2 separate regions of the Homo sapiens genome follow, and region 1 is linked to region 2. Evidence: chromatin contacts called from ENCODE Hi-C or POLR2A ChIA-PET data. All regions are on one chromosome and are shown on one strand. The core of a region is the stretch at or near the end of the contact, and the rest is flanking DNA. Distances in the headings are between cores, read along the strand shown. Region 1 overlaps KCNAB1 (potassium voltage-gated channel subfamily A regulatory beta subunit 1). Region 2 holds the start of LINC00886 (long intergenic non-protein coding RNA 886).

Evidence for each region. Hi-C counts contacts between places; a loop is a spot of excess contacts on that map. ChIA-PET counts read pairs that join two places held with the same protein, here RNA polymerase II (POLR2A). Pooled maps may share reads with other maps.
Region 1: a map of PC-9 shows a loop between it and region 2 (5-fold over the local background). The contact joins the enhancer-like site here to the promoter of LINC00886 in region 2. A Hi-C loop is called at or near these places in 17 of 168 maps with a recorded cell type or tissue (A673, Caco-2, Calu3 and 10 more), 2 of 37 single-sample maps with no recorded cell type and 17 of 50 pooled maps. POLR2A ChIA-PET finds 5 or more read pairs at or near these places in 3 of 52 experiments (CD4-positive, alpha-beta T cell, activated B cell and activated naive CD4-positive, alpha-beta T cell).

Annotation. Positions count from the first base shown.
Region 1 is chr3:156,533,075-156,539,699 of GRCh38, forward strand. KCNAB1 (potassium voltage-gated channel subfamily A regulatory beta subunit 1) reads left to right here. Exons shown (of 14, transcript NM_172160.3): 14 at 3,584-5,531. The coding sequence ends at 3,673. It overlaps SSR3 (signal sequence receptor subunit 3), which reads right to left. Exons shown (of 5, transcript NM_007107.5): 5 at 6,479-6,625. Among named protein-coding and RNA genes, the nearest start is that of SSR3, 19 kb to the right of the region's middle. RefSeq lists an enhancer at 664-1,163. Within about 2 kb of position 2,322, at least 21 of the 41 ENCODE cell types and tissues checked have a DNase peak (open chromatin) inside an H3K27ac peak, as active enhancers do; they include PC-9, heart left ventricle, heart right ventricle and 1 more, where a contact is called at or near this core.
Region 2 is chr3:156,813,955-156,820,180 of GRCh38, forward strand. It overlaps LINC00886 (long intergenic non-protein coding RNA 886), which reads right to left and starts at 3,108. Exons shown (of 3, transcript NR_038387.1): 1 at 2,933-3,108. RefSeq lists silencers at 2,562-2,891, 2,912-3,121 and an enhancer at 3,006-4,205.

The DNA.
Region 1 (6,625 bases), core at 1,072-3,571, 280 kb before region 2:
CAGGAAAGAAGAAAAACACTGTCTAACCTTCAAGGGATGTTTTACGTGCCAGTAGGAGAGACAGATAAATAGCAAAATGATTTCAGGTTATGAAAAGGGCTATTAAGTAAATAAATGTTTATTTTACTGAGACTGAGAAATGGGTGAGCCTACATTAAATGTTTTTGCAAAAAGCCCCTCTGGAATATGTTTATTCCGAGGGCTTCATGTGCCTTCATTTTTTACATTCTTTGACAACCATTCACAAGTCTTCACACAGCATGTGAAGAGTCCAGGAAAGTGCATTCCAGGGACAGGGAAGAGCAGTGGAAAGGCCCTGAGATGGGAAAGACCTTGACTTTTCCCAGGAACTGCCAGCTAAGGCCAATGTGGTCAACACGTAGTTGAGCACAGGGACAGCAGATGCACTGACGTGGAGAGACAGGCAGGGCCAGGTCTCGCAGGACACCATGGGGTTAGAGTTCATGCTACATGTAACAAGTCCTTGTGGAGGGTTTTAAGAGGAGGGACATGCTCCTATTTGAATGTCTGAAGGTCACTCTGGCTGCCATGCATAAAGTAGAATGAAGGGCAAGGGCAGTCATCCAGGCAGGAGGCGATGGTGGCTTGAATGAGGGTAGTGGCCATGGAGGGGGAGAGAAATGGATGGATTCTGCAGGTTTGGGAAAGAGAGACACCATGGCTTGGCAGAAGAGGGAGGAATTGAGGATTTTTATCATGCTAATACAGGGAGATCACTGCCATTCCTGGGGGCAGTCATAGTGCCTAGGGATGGCATATGAGGCAAGTCTAGGGCTGAGTTTTAAAAGCTGTGGAAATAGGCAAGGCAGCTGACAGGGAAGGGGACACATTTCAGAGGAAAACTCTTGAGTAATTTTTCTTCCCAAAACATTTCCTCCCTAGCAAGGCTTTGGCTGGCAGCAGGATGAGGCTTTGCCTATCCTAAAGGGGACATTATCCATGCAGCAAGACTGCTACCATTGCGGGCTTACCAATCCTCCCCTGTTCTACTTCACCTCCCCCATACCCAGCACTAAAGTCCACCCAAGACGAGTTGTGATTGGGCCCCACAACATGGTGAAAAGCAGACTGGGTGACTAGGGGTGCCCAGCAGTGGTGGCACTGGCTGCAAAAGGATGGAAAATACGGAGCACCAGCAGTTGTAAGAAAATATTTCTAGTAGGCTGGGAAGGCAGCTGCTTCAAGGGATGCCACGTGCCTAAGATGTGCAGGAACGAAGGGGCGTATATAAATCAGAGCCTGACAGATGGGAGAGACAGGAGGAGAAACCACAGCTGCAGGCAGCCCACCTTCACCTGCACAGGTTCCATCCTCCCCACTCCCACCTAAAAGGTGGGAGAACCGCCTCTCCCCCTCCTCCCCACATGCCTTAAAACCCTTCTGAGGCTTCCCATCACCCATCAGAGAAGGCCAGGCTCCACAGCAGTCGGGCCTCATCACTCCCCACCACACCTTCCTGGAATCTGAATCTTGAGCCGCTCTCAACCACTCAGAGCTTCGGCGATAACAGTGGCCCTCTGCCTACAAACTGACCACTATCCCAGCCTAGCAAAATCCTACTCCATCCCCAAGTTCCAGATCAATAGGAACCCAATCCTGGGAGGACTTTACTAATGCCCAGCCAGCCCCAGCAACATTAGCCAGACCTCCCCCAACCCACCACCTATCCCAGGCAGTGTAACATCAAGTTTGCAAAACTAGTAGCCTGTGGGGTGTTTGTAAAATCTGTAGTAGTTTACAATGTTTCAAAGTGGGGCTTCTCTTGAAAATTCTGGTCTTGTGATACTATGTCTTGTTTTATTCGAGTACTTTTATGGTTTCATTTTTTTAATGTTTAAATCTCTTTCCTATAGAGATTTGCTTTGGTGTAATGAATGAAGGATTCTTCTCCTCACGTGGCTAACCCGCTGTATTTTAGACAAAAAAAAAAATCCAACAAATCCAGTTTCTAGGTTTTTGGTCTCATTGTTACAATCTCATTTTAAATAACACATTAGCTGTTTGGACACTGAAATTCCAGAGCTAGTGGGAAACCAAATTCTTCCTTCAGCTTCAGACAGTAAAACATTAACCAGAATGAAGTTTCCCAGGCTGGCAGCTCTATTTTGCCAAACCCTAAGGCTTCTGAGGATAGCACTTGACTGGAGACAAGGTCACCTTGGCCAGCAGGATTGCAACAAAGGAAGAATGAGGTTGAAACCTCAGAATTGGTCGTCAGAATTGTATTTCACCACAGTCTCCACACAGGGTCAGACTTTTCCAGTGAGAAAGTCTGCCTTTGTCCCTTGTCTTATGGTGTAATGTGTACCCTTGGCCCACTTCTCACAGTAAATGCTAGCCTTGGATGAGCTCATCCTTTCCCGGGGCTTCAGTCAGCATGTCGGTGCAAATGACTCACAAACCCTCAACTCCAGTCCTCCGGCAGCTACTAAGCTCCACAGCTGCACTTGCAGCTGCTCAGTCACTCCTAGGTGGATATTCCACAGGCACTTTACACTCAACACATCCTATTCTCTCCCAACTTCTTATTCCCCAAACTACTTCTCCTTTGGTTTCTAATCTCAATAATCAATACCAATATACTTCTAGTTACTCAGTCTTGAAACCACCATCTTCCCCCAAAATGTCTCTCAGGTCCACTTTTCTGCTCCACTGCCCTAGTTAAGGCCCTATTGCCTGGCTTGGATTGTAATACATATCTAATATCTGTGTCCCCTTTCCACCTCCTCCAGCTCATCCTTCAAACTACCTCCAGGTGTCTGATAGGGTTACTCCTAGATCAGAAGTCCTGACAGGTTCCCCACTGCCTAAAGTGGGGACTCCATAAAATGGCATTCAAGGCTTTCCACACTCTTATCCCATTCTTACCATCCGTATCCTGTTCTTAGCATCCCCACACCTACACCAATCACTGTATACTATCACTCCAGTTCACTTTTCCATGCTATTCCATCTACCTGGGATGCCTGTTAAACCCCAGCCATCCTTCACCAGGGATAAGACCACCAGTCAGAATAAATCTCTCCTTAGTCTCTAGACCTGTGCTGTGTACTACTATGGTTCTAGCCACATGTGGCTATTGTATGCGGGAAAGATGGTGAGTCCAAACAGAGATGTGCTTTAAGTGTAACATGTTCACAAGATGTGACTTAGTACCAAAAACAACTGTCAAGTATCTTTTCTATATTGATTACATGTTGAAATAATGTTTTGGATATAATGAAGTAAAAACATGTATTAATTTCACTGTTCTTTTTAAGGTATCTAATAGAAAATTTTAAATTACAAATGTGGCTTGCATTATATTTCTGTTGGATAGAGCTGCTCTGTATTTCTATGAGCCTTCACTTATGCCTTTATGCCTTCATTTATGCAGTCAATCAACAAGGCCCCTGACCTCAAGGAGCTTACAATGTGATGGTGTTGGGGGCGGGGGGCTTAGATTTCAGCTGTGGTTTATGAAGATATATGATTCTAGATTACTTTGCTAAATATAGAGCACAAAAAACCGAATGATCAACACTGCTAACAATATCCTTTGTACTTCTCCTCCTGCTCTCAGGTTCTCCCAAAGATGACATCACATGTGGTAAATGAGATTGATAACATACTGCGCAACAAGCCCTACAGCAAGAAGGACTATAGATCATAAGGCAATGCATGAACCACAGAAGCTGCATGGTTAAAATAGCGGCCTGTGCCCAGTACAGAAAGGTGTTACTAACCAGTCTTTTGAATCACTTAGCAGCTTGCTGCTCAACCTCTAGTGTCCCTCCCTGGATTCTTTGAGGTGTCTGCTGTCGCTACCACTGTGCACATCTGAAAACTCACAACCAAGAAAATCCATTCTATTTTCTTATCTTGGACTGGAGTCACCTATTCTTGCATTGCTGTATACACCTCATGCTTATGCAATGGGAAGAATATGGGGGCCAGGGGGTGTGGTACTACCTTCAGGCATTTGGTAACTCAAAGAAGGCTGTACAGATATATTTTTTCAAAAGAACAAAATCCACAGATGCAATGTGAGTTGCGTAAGAAACAGAGTAGATAGACTAAATTCAGTGAAGGAAAGGAATTGAGAGATTTTTCTTAGTAAATAGATTATTGTTAAGTAAATAGTTATTAAAAATATATCTCACTGCAAAAAAAAAAAAGCAGTATCTTCACTCAAAAGTCTTGCTTGGAAGAATAAGCAGAAATAATTTTATATATTTTTTTTCTATTTTCACATTCATACTAACAAGTTTTGTTCCATTTGTTATTCAATAAAACAAAAATTTCTAGGTATTTGCTTTATTACCTTTCAAATATTTACTGTTGCTTGGCCCCAAGAATGGCCTTGTACAACTTATCCAGAATGTCTATTAGGATTCTAATGTTATGTCCACTTACAAGTAGAGACAGTAAAAGGATGAATACCCAATCTTTAGTGACAATGCAGCTGATTTATGAAAGAGAGGGCTACACTGCTATGGAAACTTAGCTTCAAAGAAAATGCAATGTATCTGCAATTAGGTGTTCATTTTTTACTACATTTTATTAAAACCTGCTTTATACTTTCAACTGCTTGTAGGCACAACTTCTGCAAGTTTAAATATTTGAGCTTTACAAATAAACATACACATGCTCAGTTTTTTAAGTAAACCTGTAAAATACCCAGGAAGGCAAATGTTCATTGTTTAATTAGCACTGGGATTTTATAATATAATGTTTGGTATTTTTGAGGCATTGTTAACATGAAAGTCAACCACTGGCTTTGTGAAAAATGCTATGTCACTATTCAGAATATGCTGGGTAAATTGACTTGCCTAGTGAAAAGCAAAATGTTAAAGAAAGAACTTCTGGTTCTATAATCATATTATATGCACTAAACTATATGCATGAAAGTTCTTTGCATGGATTAATGGGGCTTACCCTTGTTGCACTCGAAATCTGAGGTGTATCTAGCCCTGCCACTATTGGCTACTTACCCTCATTAATATCCCACTTGAGAAAAATTGTGAGACTATACTGTGTCAATATCTGTAAAAAGAGAGAAAACATGTTTTGTTTTTTTTTGAAGGGGGTGGTGTGGGAGTGGCCCTTTAACTCTATTTGGCTATCTGAGGATGTACAAAATTCTCATTTAATTTTCTGGTCAGCAAGTTCCCCACACAGAAATCACTCTGAGGTTTACAGAAGAACTGTAATATTATTTTAAAATGCGATTTTTCTGTCATTAGTTCTAGATATGTACTTCATGGTTAAATTCTAAATCTGAAAATGCTAGTGGGAGATATCAAGAAATTTTCTTTTTGATTACTAGTACCTGTATTCTAACAGAGAGTTTGAATTTTTTGCCCGTGTTATCAGAATGATGGAAATTGATCATTTTCAGTTGTTCATTGTGTATTCAATCCAGCGAACTGCTGTATGTATAGAGGAGCTGAGGTGCTGTCTAATGGGAAATGTGATTTGATTGATTTATTTGCTTAGAGTAATAAAAGCATTTTGTGCATTCAATCTTACAATAGATTTTATCTGATCTTTCACTGTAAGGCTTATGTGTATTTTCCATATATGTAAAACATACACATGTAAAATATATGTGGCCATAAATTAGGCAATAATCATCTAAATAAAAATTATATTGGCAGCTAAGCTGCACTGAATACTCAACAGAAATAGTAGTGATCAAAAGTCTGAGATTTAAATTGCAATCCAAACATATTCTATCATCAATCAATCAATGGAGATTAACTACTGAAGATACCATTTCTCACTGGGTTTTAGAACACTCCGCACTAAGGTTAAGGCTTCACAAATTCACTTTTAAAAACTTACTTGCAAATCAAAACCAAATATAAATATTATGGCTTAGCTGTGGGAACAGCCAGTTTTTTATATGCGAATCTGTCATGGTAAATATACTAATGTATTTCACAGTTAGTTAGTTAGTTAGTTATGTCCTTAAGAAAAAATTCCACGCACTCTTATTATTTTCTTTTCTCTTCCAAAAAGAATTCCCTGGCAGAGAATCTATCATTCCAAAAGGTAACCTGGGTACCAGCCATCCCTATATGGAAATCTCAGGCAAACTAGAAACCCTGTGTCTGGCTTCCCACTTTAAAAGAACTGTCACTTCATCTTCATGACAAGAGTGCCAAAGTCATGAGGCAGATGTCAGAGCCTGAAGGAAACTTAGCCATCTGCAAAGCCATCCCTCTTTGACAAACGAGCAAAGCAGGCCTGGACAGATGATGAAAAAACTTGCCCAAACTCACACACTGCTAGTTGATGGCAGAACCAGGCCTAGAACCCAAGTATTTTGTGTTCTAGTTCAGTGCTCCATTAGGTAGATTTTTTTTTCTTTTTAAGCTTTAAAGAAGAAGTTTTATGCAGAAATTGTTTGTGAGAATGTTGAAGTTAAAAAACATAGTTATTAATCCAAACTCAGAAATCAAACAGGGATAAGTCAGCGAAAAGATGATATATTGAAAATTCATGAAGGCCAACGAGAAGTTAGCCTCTATCGCCCTGAAAATTTAAACCAACCCCCCAAAAGACCCTCCTAATCTATTAATTCCTCTGCTTGGGAGTCCCAAGGAAGTGAAAGAGAATC
Region 2 (6,226 bases), core at 1,858-4,357:
TCTCCTACGCACTTCATACACCAGAGGTCTCCGCACTCAGAAAATACCATCACCACAAATACTACTGTAATAGTATTTAAGTATATAATAGTATATTAATACTATTATTATAGTATTATACATATTACTAAACACTATTATATCATTATTAATTAAATATGCATATTATTAGTTAAGTATAGTAGTACTGATTAAACTTCCATTGCACATCATGAAATATTGGTCCAATGACAAATATTCTATAAGCCAAATATTTTATATAAAGGTGTGCAGCCTCCTACACTGTATTTCAGTACTTGATGGACTACATACAAATGAAAAAAATTGGTGGCACTACTGTATTTAAAATCTATACTTTTGTAATTTTACATGTGGGTTGTCCTAACAGTGGTGTATTATTTTATAATAGTTGAACATATCATCCTCCTCCAAGGATCTCGAAGCACCTGCAGTAAGTAAGGAATAGCTCCCTTCATACCTCTGCCAAGGTAGGTATGTTGTAAGCATTATTTCTACCATACCAAGATCACACATGAGTCAGTGGCAGGGCTGGCACTACTCCCTCATGACACTTCAGTTCACAGGTCTAACCATTAGAGTACTGCCTATACATTAATTCATTCCTTTCTTCATTCATAATATTAATTTGATGCAGTTTGCTAGGCACTAAGGATCAACTCCTTATTTCCTACTGAACTCACATTATATGAACATTACGATTTGTAAAATAAATAAATAAAGTAAAATAAAATAATTCTGGTCTGGGCATGGTGGCTCATGCCTGTAATCCCAGCACTTTGGGAGTCCCAGGTGGGAGGATCGCTTGAGCCCAGGAGTTTGAGACCAGCCCAGGCAACATAGGGAGCCCTTATCTCTACAAAAAATAAAAAATTAGCGCGGCGTGGTGGCGCACCTCTGGTCCCACCTACTGGAAAGGCTGAGGTGGGAGGATCGCCTGAGCCTGGGAGATAGAGGCCGCCATGAGCCCTGACCACCCCACAGCACTCCAGCCTGATCAACCAAACAGACTTGTCTCAAGAGAAAAAAAAAATCTGATAAAAATTTTAAATTCACAACAGAGATTTTTCTGTACCTGGTGATTAATCCTAATTGTTTTATAGTAACTAACATACCTATCAGTGAGCCAAATGTATACTAAGGAAATGACTGAAATACAGAATTTTAAAGATATATGCTCTTACGGCCAGGCGCAGTGGCTCACGCCTGTAATCCCAGCACTTTGGGAGGCGGAGGCGGGCGGATCACGAGGTCAGGAGATCGAGACCATCCTGGCCATCGAGAAACCCCGTCTCTAGTAAAAATACAAAAAAAAAAAAAAAAAAAAGCCGGGCGTGGCGGCGTGCGCCTGTAGTTCCAGCTGCTGGGGAGACTGAGGCAGGAGAATGGCATGAACCCTGGAGGCGGAGCTTGCAGTGAGCCGAGATCGCACCACTGCACTCCAGGCTGGGTGACAGAGCAAGACTCCGTCTCAAAAAAAAAAAAAAAAGATATACGCTGTTACGTTATAGATGTTATTCATGTGTCTGTCTCTAACATGAGGCTTTTTGATGCTTGCCCACACAGCTAATACTTGCGTTTTCTGTGTCTAATTAGAAGTTTCCGCTGGGTATTATTGTTGAGTTGGTATAAGATGTTCAAGACCATGAAAAGATGAATGTAACAGCTTCCTCATGGACTGATTTTTTTTTCAGTTCATCTGTCCTTTTAAGTAATCTGGCTGTTTGTACCCTGACTTTAACTGAATTCACAATTATTCCTCTTGCCAAACCATGCTTCCAGACTTGACTGTATAAATTAAATTTCATGCACGCATATGTGAGCCGTGTGTACTGCCTGTTAAACTAAGTAATATAAACAAATTGAAGGCACATTTGAATGACCTTTGAATTCCGTGTTAGAGTAGTTTTTAAACAGTTATCTACTGGGCAAAGTGTAAGAGACAACCATTTACAGAGGTTATTTTCAGTGTGCTTCTTGAAAACCCATTTGCTCATAGAATTCAGCCTCCTAATCATGCAAGTTGCATTTTGTATGGTTTTCTTCTCTGGCTCCCCACCCTCTTAGAATAGTTCTGACGCCCCCACCGGCGACCACCTGGAAGGGGCTGATCCACCCCCACCTCCCTCTGCGAAGCGCGGAGCGGCTGCGGCCACCCGGCCAGAGCCAGCGCTGAGCTGCGCTGCGCTGCGTGACTGGCTGCATTTCTCAGCCCCGACGGCTGTGGTTACTCAAACTGATCTCATCGCAGGTCGTCACGACACGCGCTTCCCCTCGCCTGCACGCGGCGTGGCGTGAGAGGGGCCCTGGCAGCCGGCGCGCCCACCCCTGATCCTTCGAGGCCCACGATGAAGCCCATCCTACTTGCAATAACGGCCCCGTTCTCATTCTTCAAAAGACGGCTCCCAGACGTCAACAAAGAATCTAACCTACACAGCGCCGGCCCTCGCTCCTTTCAGCCTCAGCGAGCGCTGCCCTTCATTACCCCCCAGCGCACTTCTGGACACTGCGCCGGGTCGCCGGGGTCAGCCGCCCGGCCACGAAAGTCGCCCCCAGCGTGCCCCAGGCGTCAGTGCACGCCGGGCTCCCGGCTCCAGGCAGGCGGGGTGAGGCAGCTCCGCGAAGGCCACTCGCTGGCGACCCCTTCCCGGGTCTCCTAGCCCTGGCCGGGCTGCCCCCGCGCCCGCCCCCGCCCTCGAAATCCAGGCAGTGCGGGAGGCCGCCTTGCTGCTCTCTCCGCCCGCACAGGGCCGCCCGACGGAGCGGGCAGGGAGCAGGCGCCAAGGAGGCCGAGAGGGGCCCAGGGGCGAGGTCGACTCTCAGCCCGCTGTCCCCTTATCCCACGTTTCGCAGCCTGAGGTGTTTGTTGTATATCGGGAACTGACACTTTTCGGCGTTAAAATGAGGGCGTCACCTGCTCGAACTAAAGTCGGTGGAGGGCGTCTGGAGCCGGGCGGAATCTGGGATGCCTCGCCGGATTACGCGGCGGGGTCGGCACGCGAGGCAGGCTCCGGGCGCACCAGGAAGCCCGAGCGTGCACTAAAGCGGCGGAAGCAGGCAGCGGGGGCGGGGCCGGCGGGCTGCAGGCACGCAGGCGGCGCGGCGGCCTGGGGTTGCGTGACCTGCCGGGCTGCGGTCGCACGCACTTCGTGCTTCAGGCGGCCGTCGCCGGGCGGGAGGTGCAGGTGCTGGAGGGCGGCGCCCGGCTTCTACTTTCAAAACACCGCCGGGGAGGGCAGTCACGCTATATTTCTGGGACAGGGAGTGAGTTCACCGGGGGAGGACACAGCGTCCCCTTGTTATCACAACGTGGGTAACATTCGGTAATAAAACGCGCTCGGACAGGATGTATTAAACGAATTGGGAACCGGAGCTGCTCTTTCCATAAGCAATCAAGCTGGGGAAACTTTACAAGGAAAGCTTTAAATTGCGATGCATGGCGCAGGAGTGTGGTTCGTGTGACATGCTTACAGAGAAAGGAACCAGAGCAAGGACGGTGGCTTTGGGACGAAATTTCTGTCCGCTCTGCACAAAGACTAATTACAGAGTCGTGATTTGGGGCATGCTCTCATTCCTCCCGGAAGCTTTCTTTGCAGTGTTTTATTTTAAAATCAGAGGTGGTTGATCTCCCTGGCATACGAACATGAGAGACCTCATTTATATGGTGACTCAAAAGCCCCAAGGACATAAAAAAGGTGCCACGTTTTAAGACACCAGAATCTAAGTTCCTTCTCAAGATCATGTGAGCAAAAAGTGTTTTGCCCGCACAGATATCTATTTACATAATTAAAATGTTTGTAGATTTGCAGATAAATCAAGTTTAGAGGACAAAACAAAAAATGTTACCACGATAGTTTTTAACACAAGAGCACCCCAGTCAACTGAAAGCTTGGGAAATTCCACATTAGTTTATTTTCTATGTACTTAAACTTTGATTTGGTGAATCTATGCTCTCTTATTTCCCTATTATGACTCTTAGGCCTATAGTGCCTAGTTACACACACATTTGTTTTTGTGATACATGTAACATTATAGGAAAGGGGGGATTCTCTAGGGTTAGAATAGACACAATAAACTCCTAGGAAGCTTTCTCAAAAATACATATTCTCATCTCAGCTTACCATATGTGGGAAAAGGCAGCAAGATTCACTGTTTAATTTTAAAATGTTCTACCAGCTGACTGATTCTCACGTGGGATTTTTTTTTTTTTTCCTGGTCTGCCCAGCACGCTTAATTTCTTCTGGGACAGAACTGCCTACCCTTCCTGCCTGGATTGTGCTTCTGCCTTTACTCTTCTAGAATGTAGTTAGAAAGGGAGGTGTCATTGTGTGTGGCCTTGCCTACTTGGTCCCCACACTTGGTCGAGAGGCATATACCTGACTCAAGGTAAGCCAATGACAAACAGCACTTGACTCCTCCTGGCCTTAGTAATTTGGTTAAAGAGATTGCATATCATCCAAGTTGTGCCAAAGAAAGTCATTTCCTGGCAATTTTCTAACAGGAGGGTGGGCATAGATGCCTTCTCCCCAGTTCCTTTTGGTGACAAAATTGGACCGTCAGCCACCACTGCTCTGCCATGTGCAGAGACTGCCAACAATAAAAGAAAATGGAACCAACTTTCATTAAGTGGTAGATTCTAAGGGCTGAGCCTTTTTATGGCTTTTGCAAATTCCACATTGCATATCTGAGGTTCTCAAAGCAATACTGGCTCCTGCTTTCCTGAAACTTGATTGTTTACCTCTTCTGATTCTATGAGAAGAGATATGTATTTATAGAAATAATAAAATATACATTTAGAATGCTGTTTAGAATATTACGGTTTTTTTTTTTTGTAGTTATAACACAATTTTTAACTTGCTTTTTGTCACAGAACAATCTATTGGGACATTCAACCACATCAGCAAAGAACCACATCATCATTTCTAACAGCTGCACACTGTTGTTCGAGTAAATCAATGTATTTCACATTTTAGTATTTCCTGTTTTAAAACATTATAAGACTGTGGTGAACACTGAATATATGTGCTAATAAGAAAGAATTTTCCTAAAGCTTCCAGCAAACGTCTCTTGGAACTTCTAGTCATAATTGGATCATAGACGCATTCCTGATTTAATCACTGGTAAAGGGGAAGGTGCTAACAGAATTGATCTAATCTGAACTCACTTCTGGACTTGGGCTGATTCATGCATGCTTGGGGGTAGGACAGGGGGAGGGCAGTACAGAGGTCTGAATTCCTGAACAAAAGGAAGAAGGAGGATCATGTGTCAACTGTAATAGTTTTGAACATTTTAAGGGGTTTAAAACATAATAAATGTTCTAATTTTTCACCCCAACAGCAGTGTTTAAGATTGCTAATTGCTCTACATCATTGCAAACCAGGGCTACTATACTTATTTTAATATTTTTCATGTGGTTGATAGATCTCATAAAATGCTTGATATTTGATATCAGTAGTCCCTAAGAAAATATCTTTAAGATGATTTGGAACTCATTTAATGGCATTAAAAACACTATCAATGGAGGTAGAACAAAATGACAGAAAAATTTTTATACTTTGTTTCCTGTAAATTCAGTAGCTACTTAAAATAATAGGTATAGAAACATTAACTTCATCTTTACAAAGGGAGAATGAAATCACTTTTACCAATCGCTTATCAAAACAAATGTGAGTTGGAATCTTAGATTCTTCATTAGAATCCTATGAAAATCTCAGAAATGAAGCAATAATTTCACTAAACAAGCAAATAATAAACTACAAAAGTTGTTTTTAAGTGCATAAGGCAGTTACCAATTTTCAGTCTTTGAACTTATTAGCATTTATTAAGTGCTTATTATGGGCCATTTATTGGATGCTGAGTTTAATAAAAGGAACTTGGTTAATTTACATTACAGAATAAGAGCTATCAGTACCACATTTTTAGCATCAAATTCATTACAAGAGTGTTAAGTTAATGCCATTAGAGCTTTATTCTTTTTTTTTTTTTTTAATTGAGACAGAGTCTCACTCTGTTGCCCAGGCTGGAGTACAGTGGTGCAAACTCGGCTCACTGCCAATCTCCGCCTCCAGGTTCAAGTGATTCTCCTGCCTCAGCCTCCGGAGTAGCTGGGATTACAGGCACGAGCCACTGTGCCTGGCCTATTCTTTTTGTTTTTAAAAATATATTCATGTAATAAATACTAAGTTGTATTTGGCACATAGTACAGTTT